2 separate regions of the Homo sapiens genome follow, and region 2 is linked to region 1. The links are chromatin loops, found by intact Hi-C in ENCODE. Cell type or tissue: PC-3. All regions are shown on one strand. Each heading gives the region's core, and the rest is flanking DNA. Links, peaks and the distances in the headings are about the cores only. Region 1 overlaps LINC02384 (long intergenic non-protein coding RNA 2384). Region 2 has its middle 25 kb from the start of RAP1B.

Region 1 (5,382 bases), core at 125-5,124:
GTTGCTAGTTCATCTTCTACTTAGTGTTCTGAATTCACCTTTTGTTTAGAAAATTACCTCAGTCTTTAAGCACGGCAATCTCTTTCTCTAAAGGATTTATTCTATATTTCAAAGCAAGAACTGCAATGCATACTAATTTAACGTTTGTATTGACACTTACCTTAAAATGTGGAGAATACAAGCTAGGAAAAAGGATTTAAAAAATAGCCTGCTAGTCCGACTAAGTTCCAGCATACAAACAGAGTGATCTGGACATGTTGTGTGTCATAATCCCAGTGAGGAGGCTGGGACACATTTTCTTTCTCTGCCTTTAAAGTGAAGGAAGGGAATGGTCTTGAATATGCAAATGAATCTAATTTAATTAACTTTTACGACCACAGCTCCTTTGAGATAATCATGGGAGCCAATTCGATTTCCTTAAAATTCAGCCATTTCCCTAAAGCCTCCATGAGACACCCTTGTCTTTTCCAAGAAAAAAACAAAAACAAAAGCAAAATGTGAAAAGATCTAATCAGAAACAATGAAAAAGAGTAAGTTATCTGCTGCAGTTCTTCTATTTGGTCTCACCAGAAGCTGCTCACACAGTCATTTACTTCAGTTTGTCACTCCTGAGTCTGGCGCTGCCAGCCGCAGAGTGAAATCATTTCAGGTCAGTCATGTAACTGCTGACCCAGAGTTTATCCTAAACTGGGGCTATGAAAGGTAAAGGTAATGATATTTCATGCTTCTGAGCAAAAACTCAAGCCTCGTGAGGCTGAGGGAAGAATTGCCTTGACCTCAGGCCAGAGATGAAGACGAATTTATGCCACTTCTTCCTTTGCCATAATATTCTTTCCTTGTCCTCCCCCTGATTACAAATATAATACATATTTATTGGCCAGGTGCAGTGGCTCATGTCTGTAATCCCAGCATTTTGGGAGGCCAAGGCAGGCAGATTGCCTGAGGCCAGGAGTTCGAGACCAGCCTGACAAACATGGTGAAACCCCATATTTACTAAAAATACAAAAATTGGCTGGATCTGATGGTACGCCTGTAATCCCAGCTACTTGGGAGGCTAGGGCAGGAGAATCACTTGCACCTGGGAAGTGGAGGCTGCAGTGAGCCAAGATCGTGCCACTGCAGTCCAGCCTGGGCAACACAGCAAGACTCTGTCTAAAAAACAAAAAACAAAAAGCACTCCATATTTATTGTGAAAAATAAAAAAGAGAACAGAATGACTAAAAGAAGCTGCTCAGATCTTGGAAGAGTTTGGAAGGCTCTTTCCCAATTTTGATTCCTTCTTTTCCCCTTAATAAGCAGACTTTTAGAGGACTTTGTGGGTGGTGGTTGTGGTGGTAGTGGAAGACGGGGGTGCTAAGTTTGTGAAGTGGGGATGTTACATTCAAGTTCTTTTTCTTTTTTTTTTCCTTAAAAATTTTTTTTTATTGTGGTAAAATACTCATAACATTTACCATTGTAATCATTTTTAAGTGTGCAGTTCTGTGGCATTAATTACATTTACATTGCTGTTACCCATTGCTGTCATCCCCCTCCAGAAATTTTTCATTTTTCCCAACTGAAACTCTGTGCTCATTAACGATAACTGTCCAGCTCTTGGCTACCACTATTCTACTTTCTGTCTCTATGAATTTGACTATTCCAGGTACCTCACATCAGTGGAATCATACAGTATCTTTTTGTGATTTGCTTATTTCAGTTAGCTTAATGTCCTCCAGTTTCATCCATGTTGTAGCATGTATCATGTCAAAATCTCCTTCCTTTTTAAGGGTGAGTAATATTTCATTGTACATATATATCACATTTGCTTTTCCATTCATTTGTCAATTGACACTTGGGCTGCTTCCACCTTTTCGCTGTTGTGAATAGTGCTGCTATGAACACGGGTATACAAATATCTCCTTGAGACCCTGCTTTCAATTATTTTGAGTATACACTCAGAACCTTCCTTTTCTTTTAAACCTATATTCCACACCACTCACCTCTCTTGTTTCTAACACTATGCAATTACATAGCTGCCCATGGTTTCTAAATCCTGGCCCCTGAATCATTGTTCATGGTTGAAAAGTATGTGGTGGTTCCACCCATTATCCGATCCACCTGAAAGTGCCTTGAGACACGTTCGGCAATGTGCAATTGGGTTTCTGGGAGCTATGCTACCTGCTAGTTCTAGAAACATTAAATGTCACATGACTTAAATATTGCAATTAATTTTAGCATGACCAGAGGCAATATTTCTACTTCTTCACATAGGCGAGCTATGTCTAAAACAAATATCTTCTGAAGAGTAGGTCACAGTGCTGTGCATTACATGATTATATAATTGTGCAGGCTACTAATTGGAATGTAGAGTTAAAGTTACTGTAGGAGGTTTTTCAACTGAGTAGATTAAAGAACTCAAAGTTTATATTTCCTTTAGTTAGATTTTTAAAATAATAAAGTACTTAAATTCTAACAAAAGATACACAATTATAAAATAATTAGAAAGAAAAAAGATGATGTGATAAACAGACCACTTCTGTGCTTATAAGACAAAAGGAGAAAGAAAGGTAATAAAAAACAATTAAAACCAAAGTTATTTTCCCACTGATAATTTTATCTGTCTTTCTTTTCAAGTCCTTTAGTCTCAAAATTATTCACTCTTCCATGTCCTAGTCCAGGATGAATATTCTGTGCCTGAATTATTGCAATTTCAACAGCTAAAATCTATTGAACACTTAATTCCATGCCAAACACTGTTAGCCTAAAGCATGTATCAGCTTACTTTAACCCTTGTATCAACATTCTGAAGTCAGTTTTATCACTCGGGGCAACTGAATATCTAATATTCATTCTCCTCTCTTCTTGCTTGCCCACAGAGTGCAATTTTGCTTGGAGTATCAATGTATTCAATTAAATACTCATGTTCCCAGTCTCCATCACTGCTAAGAGGTCCGGTGATCCAGTTCTAGCAAATGGGATGTAAGCAGAAGTCTGCTGGGGGCTTCTGGGAAGCTTTTTTCTTTCCTGATAAAATGAGACACACATAGCTAGATTAAAGCTCTTGACGTGCCCCTGCTTCTTTCTGTTTTAAGTCTATGACCTAAGACAGAAATGTTATGGCTGGAGCTATAGCAGCCACCTTAGAAACACAAGGCAATGAGCCAACTTGCTAAGAAAGGCAGAGTTGAAAGCTAGAGAGAACCTGGAATCCTGGTGGCATTGCTGAGCAGTTGAATCATTCCCAGCAACTGCCTACCTCTCTACCTTCAGTTATAGGGGAAAAATAAACTATTTATTTAAGCTATGAGTAGACGGGTGTTTAGTTACTTGCAGCTGTAAGCCTTCCTAATCCCATGTTTCAGTTAAGGAAATAAAAGCCTAAGTAACTTACTAAAATATATATGATCCTTCAGTGGTGATATGGTGATTTGAACTTATATTATCTGACCTAGAGTCTAAGCTTAGTCTCTTAGACATGGTTCTATGTCACATCCCCCTTGTGCTATATTGCAAGGTCTACTTATGAGTTTTTCAGGAAATAAACTTGATCTTGAGCCTCCCTCTTACTTCTTCTTCTCACAGATGCCAGTGTGATACATCTAAAGCCAGATCTGACCTTCTCACTTTCTTGCTTAAAACCATCAACAATATTTCTTTCTGTAGAGCTGGGATGTAACCTCAACTGTCTTGAGAGCCAGGTAGATAAAATAATTGATAGAGGCAAGTAGATCATAAGAAAATCAATTTTGTTGGTGTATTAGTTAGCTACTGCTGCGTAACAAATTGCCCCCAAAACTTAGCAGCTTAAAACAATAAATGCTCATTTCTTATATGGTTTCTGAGGGTCAGGAATCTGGGAGCAGCTTAACTGAATGGTTCTGGCTCAGGTCTTTCATGAGTTTGCAGTCAAGATGTTGATGGGGGCTTCAATCATTTGACTACTAGAATGGAGCTGGAAGTTCTGCTTCAAAAAGACTCACTCCCATGGTGATTGCTGGAAGCTTCAGTTTGTCACCATGTGGGCCTCTCCTCACAACATGTCAGCTGTTTTCTTCCAGAGCCAAGTAATCTAAGAAAGGCAGAATGACAGCTAGCCTGGGAAATGGAATAACATCACTTCTGTCACATTCCATTGGCCAAACATATCAAACTTGATACAGCATGAGAGGGGACTATACAAGAATGTGGATACCAGGAAATGAGGATCAGTGGGGACCAGCTTGGAGGCTGACAACAACAGGTAGATATTGGACAAAAGGGTAATATTTGCTATTTAGTTTCAGCCAATTGTTCCACTACGTGGAATACAGGTCTTATGTTACTGGATTTTCCCATTTCTCAAATAAAGTTAGATATATGAGTTTCTGAGTTATATCCCATGGTAGTAAATGCTGACTCAGAATTGTAAAAAATCCTGTGTAGGTCAAATAAAATACAAATGCAGTTCAGATATGGCCTGTGAGTTGCCATTTTGCAACCTCTGTGGCCCATAGCTTGGAAAACATATGTAGGTCCAATTCCAATCTGTGATACTGCCTGAAGTGATATTTTCAGTAGGATTTTGAAGACAAGTCCAGGCCTAGCCAGGAATGTACCATGGTAATTTAATAATATCTTCCATGGATAAAGGAGGGGAGAGTGATGACATATGTGCCTCAGATTGACAGAGACGGCTATATAATTCATTACCCAAACTAGGATACTTTTGAGAGTAAAGGGAGGTGCTATATTAATTATGCTGACATAGTGACCATAAATTAGGACTGACTCAGGCAAACCAGGATGTGTGGTCACCACCTGCACTGCCCTTAGTGAAACCTTCCCACTTCTGAACCCCGCTGCCCACACTCCTGCTGTTCCCCCGCTCATCCTATCTTCTCTTCCCCACTCATCTGTTTCCTCCTGGACTTCAACTTCTTCAAGTTCCAGTGGAAGTATCACTTTTTTTCCTGTTGTCTTCACCTCCTCCCCTCCTTTTCAGGTGAATCACTCTTTTACCAGAGTTTTGTAGTATTTTATACATATCTTTAATGCAGCATTTCTGACAGCAACCTATGCACAGGGGCCAGTGGTTACTCATTTAGGATTCTCAGTACCTATCTCAGCATCTGGCTTAAAGTAGGTGCTTGATGATAATTTATTGGAATTTTATTTTGAATCTCACCTCCCCTCTTTTTCTCTAATACCCTCTGCAGGAGATGATAATGAATAGTGAAAAATGCCAAGCAGACAATAAGCAGAAGGAACAGAGGAAATCCACAAACTGGATAATTGTTTCTTGAGTAACTGACCATCAATCTAGATAGTGGTTGCAGTAATTTCAAATTCTTCTCTTCCTTTTCACTTCAGGTGAATGAAACCTGTTTTCACCGAGAATGAGCTTCTGTCTTGATAGTAAGAATC
Region 2 (5,382 bases), core at 161-5,160, 150 kb before region 1:
GATGTTGGAGTGAGCCATGATCACACCATTGCACTCCAGCCTGGATGACAAGAGTGAAACTATGCCTAAAAAAAAAAGAAAAAAAAAAAAAGCCGGGTGTGGTGGCTCACGCCTGTAATCCCAGCACTTTGGGAGGCCAAGGTGGGTGGATCACCTGAGGTCAGGACTTCAAGACTAGCCTGGCCAACATGGTAAAACCCCATCTCTACTAAAAATACAAAAATTAGCTGGGTGTGGTGGCAGGCACCTGTAATCCTAGCTACTTGGGAGACTGAGGCAGGAGAATCACTTGAACCTGGGAGGGGTAGGTTGCAGTGAGCTGAGATTGCGCCACTGCATTCCAGCCTGGGGGACAAGAGTGAGACTCCGTCTCAAAAAAAAAAAAAAAAAAGAAAAAAAAAAGAAATACCTGAGACTGGTTAATTTGTAATGAAAAGAGGTTTAATTGGCTCATGGTCCCACAGGCTATACAGGAAGCAATGAAGCATCTCCTTCTGGGGAGGCCTCAAGAAACTTACAATCATGGTGCCAGAGGGCAAAGTGGGAGCAGGCATCTTACATGGCAGGTGCAGGACCAAGAGCGAGAGAGGGGAGGTGCCACACACTTTTAAACAGCCAGATCTCACGAGAACTCTATCATGAGAACAGCACCAAAGGGATGGTGCTAACCATTCAAGAAGGACCATCTCAGTGATCCAATCACCTCCCACCAGGCTCCATCTCCAACACTGGGGATTAAAATTTGACATGAAATGTGGGCAGGGACACAGATCCAAACTATAGCACATGGTGACTGTGGTAGCTCTGACAGTGGAGGCAGGGAGCTCCCCTGTGCTGGTAATGTGGTTTTAATACACTGACAGTGGTTACTTAGTCAAGCTCTAGAGAACAGTCTTGGAAGCAGCTTCCTCTTTAACGACAAGGACAAAATTCTCAGCAGTGGCCACAAGAACATTGGCAATAGTAGCTGTTCTGCCATTTTCAGTGGTCTCTCCAGCACCACTGCAAACTAAATAGAAAACAAATGCAAATTTTATGTCTTTTTATGAAAATGTAGCTCCTGGTCTTGCTTGGAAACACATCAGTTCTGTAAAATAGAGCACTTTTTTATACCCTAATTTTCTCAAGAAATGATGTCATTTGTTTCTCAAATATTTAATATTTCTGTAACTACATGGTAAATCAAGATTGCTTTTCAATTCTTTGTGGTTTTTTTTTTGTTTGTTTGTTTTTTTTTTTTTTTTTTTTTTTTTTTTTTGAGACGGAGTCTCACTGTTTCCCAGGCTGGAGTGCAGTGGTGTGATCTCGGCTCACTGCAAGCTCCGCCTTCTGGTTCACGCCATTCTCCTGCCTCATCCTCCCGAGTAGCTGGGACTACAGGCGCCCCCCACCACGCCCAGCTAATTTTTTGTATTTTTTAGTAGAGACGGGGTTTCACCGTGTTAGCCAGGATGGTCTCAATCTCCTGACCTTGTGATCCACCCGCCTCCGCCTCCCAAAGTGCTGGGATTACAGGCATGAGCCACTGCACCCAGCTGCTTTTCAATTCTTCTGGTATTTTCAGCTTGGTGGTATGTAGTAGCTAGGTGATGACATTAGATAACATTGTTTTTAGAAAGGGAAATTTAAAATAATGTGTCTAGTTGGGACTCTACAGAGAAAAGAAGACAGTAAGTAATTAGCCAATTTATAACTAGGAACAAAAGATATAGCTCCAACCTTTACTTTTGAACAAAACAATGAAATAATATAAAAATAGAACAGTACTTTTTAGGTAATATAAGTGAGTTGAAACCTCGGCCAGGCATGGTGGCTCACTCCTGTAATCCCAGCACTTTGGGAGGCCGAGGTGGGTGGATCACCTGAGGTCAGGAGTTCGAGACCAGCCTGACCAACATGATGCAACCCCATCTCTACTGAAAATAAAAAAAAATTAGCTTGGCGTGGTGGTGCATGCCTGTAATCCCAGCTACTCAGGAGGCTGAGGCAGGAGAATCGTTTGAACCCGGGAGGCAGAGGTTGCAGTGAGCCAAGACCTCACCATTGCACTCTAGCCTGGGCAATAAGAGCAAAAGACTCCATCTCAAAAAACAGCAACAATGAAAAACCCTCATAAGAACATTGTATACGCTGTATAGCGTTTTTGGCCTTAACTATCTCTGCACATGGTAGAGTTTAAAGCTTCTTAAATTACACAATTTGCAGAATGCCACATAGTCTGACTTCCTTTACTGCATCGGTCATAGGGGACTGCTATGGTAGATCCTTTTCTTCTGCCTGTCTGGGAGATTCCTACCATTGCAAGCACTTCCTATGAGGTCAGAAATGACAAATGTATAGCAGACATGTCTATGCCCAGAGGACCACCACTCATCCATTCCAGCACTCTTTTTTTTTTCTTTTGAGACAGAGTTTCGCTCTTGTCATCCATGCTGGAGTACAGTGGCGTGACCTCTGCTCACTGCAACCTCCGCCTCCCAGGTTTAAGCAATTCTCCTGCCTCAGCCTCCCAAGTAGCTGGGATTACAGGCACCTGCCACCATGCCAGCTAATTTTTGTATTTTTAGTAAGGATGGGATTTCACCATGTTGGCCAGGCTGGTCTGGAACTCCTGACGTCAGGTGATCCAGCCGCCTCAGCCACCCAAAGTGCTGGGATTACAGGCATGGGCCACGGCTCCTGGCCCCAGCAATCTTTACCACTGAGCCCATGCATGGCCTCAGAATCCTTATCAGCTCACCATTCTAGGGCCCACTACCAATCGGTTGGAATTAACAGGAGATGAACTGTATTTGGTATTTTTGGATTAGGGAATTAAAACAGGGGCATTAGCTCTAAAGCCTATAGGGAAGTGAGGCTGTAATCCCAGCACTTAGGGAGGCTAAGGTGGGAGGATTGCTAGAGCCTGGGAGTTCAAAACCAGCCTGGGCAAGAGAGAGAACCCATTTCTACAAAAAATAAAAATTTAGCCAGGCATGTTGATGTGTCCTTGTAGTCCCAGCCAGTTGGAAGGCTGAGGCCATAGGATCACTTGAGCCCAAGAGGTTGAGGCTGCAGTGAGCTGTGATTGTGCCACTGCACTCCAGCCTGGGTGGCAAAGAAAGACCCTGTCTCAAATGAATAAATAAATAAAGTGAAATGAATGTATGTTACCTAGCAAAGAAGAAATTGACTTGCCAAGAATAAGACCTTTTTTGTTTTAATTTTTAATATCAGCTTAATATCTGGGCCTGAAGAATCAGGAGAGAGAGTTTGAGCATGAGGAAGCTAAGAATGGTAATGACCAGGTCTGCAGTTTGAGGAGCAGGACCAGGGAGGCAGCACAGAGAAGAGTAGATGAGAGAAAAAGCCAAATTTGGCTTGTTTTGCAATTCCCTGGGATCATGTTACTCCAGCTTGGTCTCTTTCCTAGTGCGGGCTACTAACAGTGACTCACCTGCCAGTTCCTGCATTACCTGGACTTTTTGGAAGTCTTCCACCAAATACTGGTTAGAGCAGCCCAGCCCCATCCACCTTGTGACAACTGACATCATGCTCGAAGCAAATCTGAGTAAATAGTAAATCCCTGTGCTGATCATTTCTAGTGAAAACGGAAAAAAAGCTTTTCTTTTCTTTCTTTTTTTTTTTTTTTGAGACGGAGGCTCGCTCTTTTGCCCAGGCTGGAGTGCAGTGGAGCGATCTTGGCTCACTGCAAGCTCCGCCTCCCGGGTTCACGCCATTCTCCTGCCTCAGCCTCCCGAGTAGGTGGGACTACAGGCGCCCGCACGGAGCCTGGCTAATTTTTTGTATTTTTTGTATTTTTTTTTTTTTTTTTTTTTTTAGTAGAGACGGGGTTTCACCGTGTTAGCCAGGATGGTCGCGATCTCCTGACCTCGTGATCCCCCCGCCTCGGCCTCCCAAAGTGCTGGGATTACAGGTGTGAGCCACCGCTCCTGGCAAGGAAATAAAGCTCTTAGTGACCTCGGAGACTATGAGATTTGTGGCTTTACAATGAATGGCCTGAGGTCACATGTGTAGCCAGCCAAATCTAGGAACTTCCACTTAAGGTTATCTGATAAAGTCACTTAATGGTGGGGATAATTTTATTGGCCCATTTAATGAAATGACAAAGACCATAATACAGCATTGCAAATTGCCACTTTCTCCTTTACTACCTGTGTGACCTTGGACAAGTCTTGCTATTTTTCTATTTCCTTATCTGTAAGGTAGTGTAATTCCTTTTTTTTTTTAAAAAAAGAAAAATGACAGCAAAATTTATTGAATGTATACTGTGCGGAAGACATTGAAGGTTGGTCCTGGGGAGTAATCAAGGATGGAATAAGGATAGACAGCACCTTGGAGGACCTTATCACACAGAATAGAGACAAGGAGAACAATAAGAACAACACAAAAGGGCTGGGCGTGGTGGCTCACGTCTGTAATCTCAGCACTTTGGGAGGCTGAGGTAGGTGGGTCACCCACCTCACCCACCTTTTTGTTTATGTTAATGGAAAAATAAAAGGCTTCCATATACTTTACTCTCTTGTGCATTATTTATGGAAGAAAAAAACACAGTGAGCAGGTAAATAGTTTGAAATTGATATATATAAGGATGTAGTATATGCTTTAGTATTGTTAACAGCTCAACCACAACACATTACCAATGGGAAAGGCAAAACTTGCTCCTATATAAGCCAGAAGCTTTGGAGCTAGTTATGGTACAAAACCCAAGTTTGCCATCTTCAAATCACACTCTGTTCATTAGAACAAAGATGCCAATGTGCAACCTTAACGTTCTGTTACTTTCGAAAACATTTACTCTTCTTTTGACTCTGAGCTGAAAGAAGCACAGAAGAGTTTTATAGCAACAAGCTAAAAATAAACTAATCTTCTGTAGTCCTCCCCCTTTTAGCAGTAGGAGTCTAACCCAATTAACAAAGTGATTTAAATGAAAATAAAATTGTGATCAGTTTTGGTTACTTTCTCCTCCTCCCTGCTGTTGAATCCCACTGTAATTAGCATTTTAATTTTTTAGTATCTAACTTTAGTCAAGAAGATGAAATTGAGAATGTATCCTGTGTAATTTTTGAGAATTTTTATTTTGTTCTCTACTAATACACTCTCCAGTCTGATGAACTTCCATATTTCCACAATTTTATACATACTTTTTCTCTAGAACATGAGGAATAACTCCAAGAGAAAGGACCAATTAGCAAGGAATTCACTATCTACATCTCTTCTTTTTAAAAAATTATTATTTGTGTTTTTTTTGTTTGAGATGAGTCTCCGTCACCCAGGCTGGAGTGCAGTGGTGTGGTCTCGGCTCACTGCAACCTCTGCCTCCCGGGTTCAAATGATTCACCCACCTTATCCTCCCAAGTAGCTGGGACTACAGGTGTGTGC

The links. A loop is a pair of places that touch in the nucleus more often than their neighbours do. Peaks named below come from ENCODE experiments on the same cell type or tissue, not always from the same donor. Only the 100,000 strongest peaks of a DNase experiment are listed, where the experiment ranks them.
Region 2: it touches region 1 in a loop (7-fold over the local background); 1 of 110 quality-filtered maps calls a loop at or near these places.

Annotation. Positions count from the first base shown.
Region 1 is chr12:68,433,800-68,439,181 of GRCh38, reverse strand. The region is part of intron 2 of LINC02384 (long intergenic non-protein coding RNA 2384); the gene reads left to right. Among named protein-coding and RNA genes, the nearest start is that of LINC02384, 15 kb to the left of the region's middle. In PC-3, for the core only: no CTCF peak of the experiment used is centred there; a DNase peak (open chromatin) is centred at 3,181; H3K4me3 peaks cover 810 bases; H3K27ac peaks cover 2,590 bases.
Region 2 is chr12:68,583,037-68,588,418 of GRCh38, reverse strand. No RefSeq gene overlaps it. Among named protein-coding and RNA genes, the nearest start is that of RAP1B, 25 kb to the left of the region's middle. RefSeq lists an enhancer at 512-561. In PC-3, for the core only: a CTCF peak has its summit at 3,279; a DNase peak (open chromatin) is centred at 3,448; H3K4me3 peaks cover 733 bases; H3K27ac peaks cover 1,678 bases.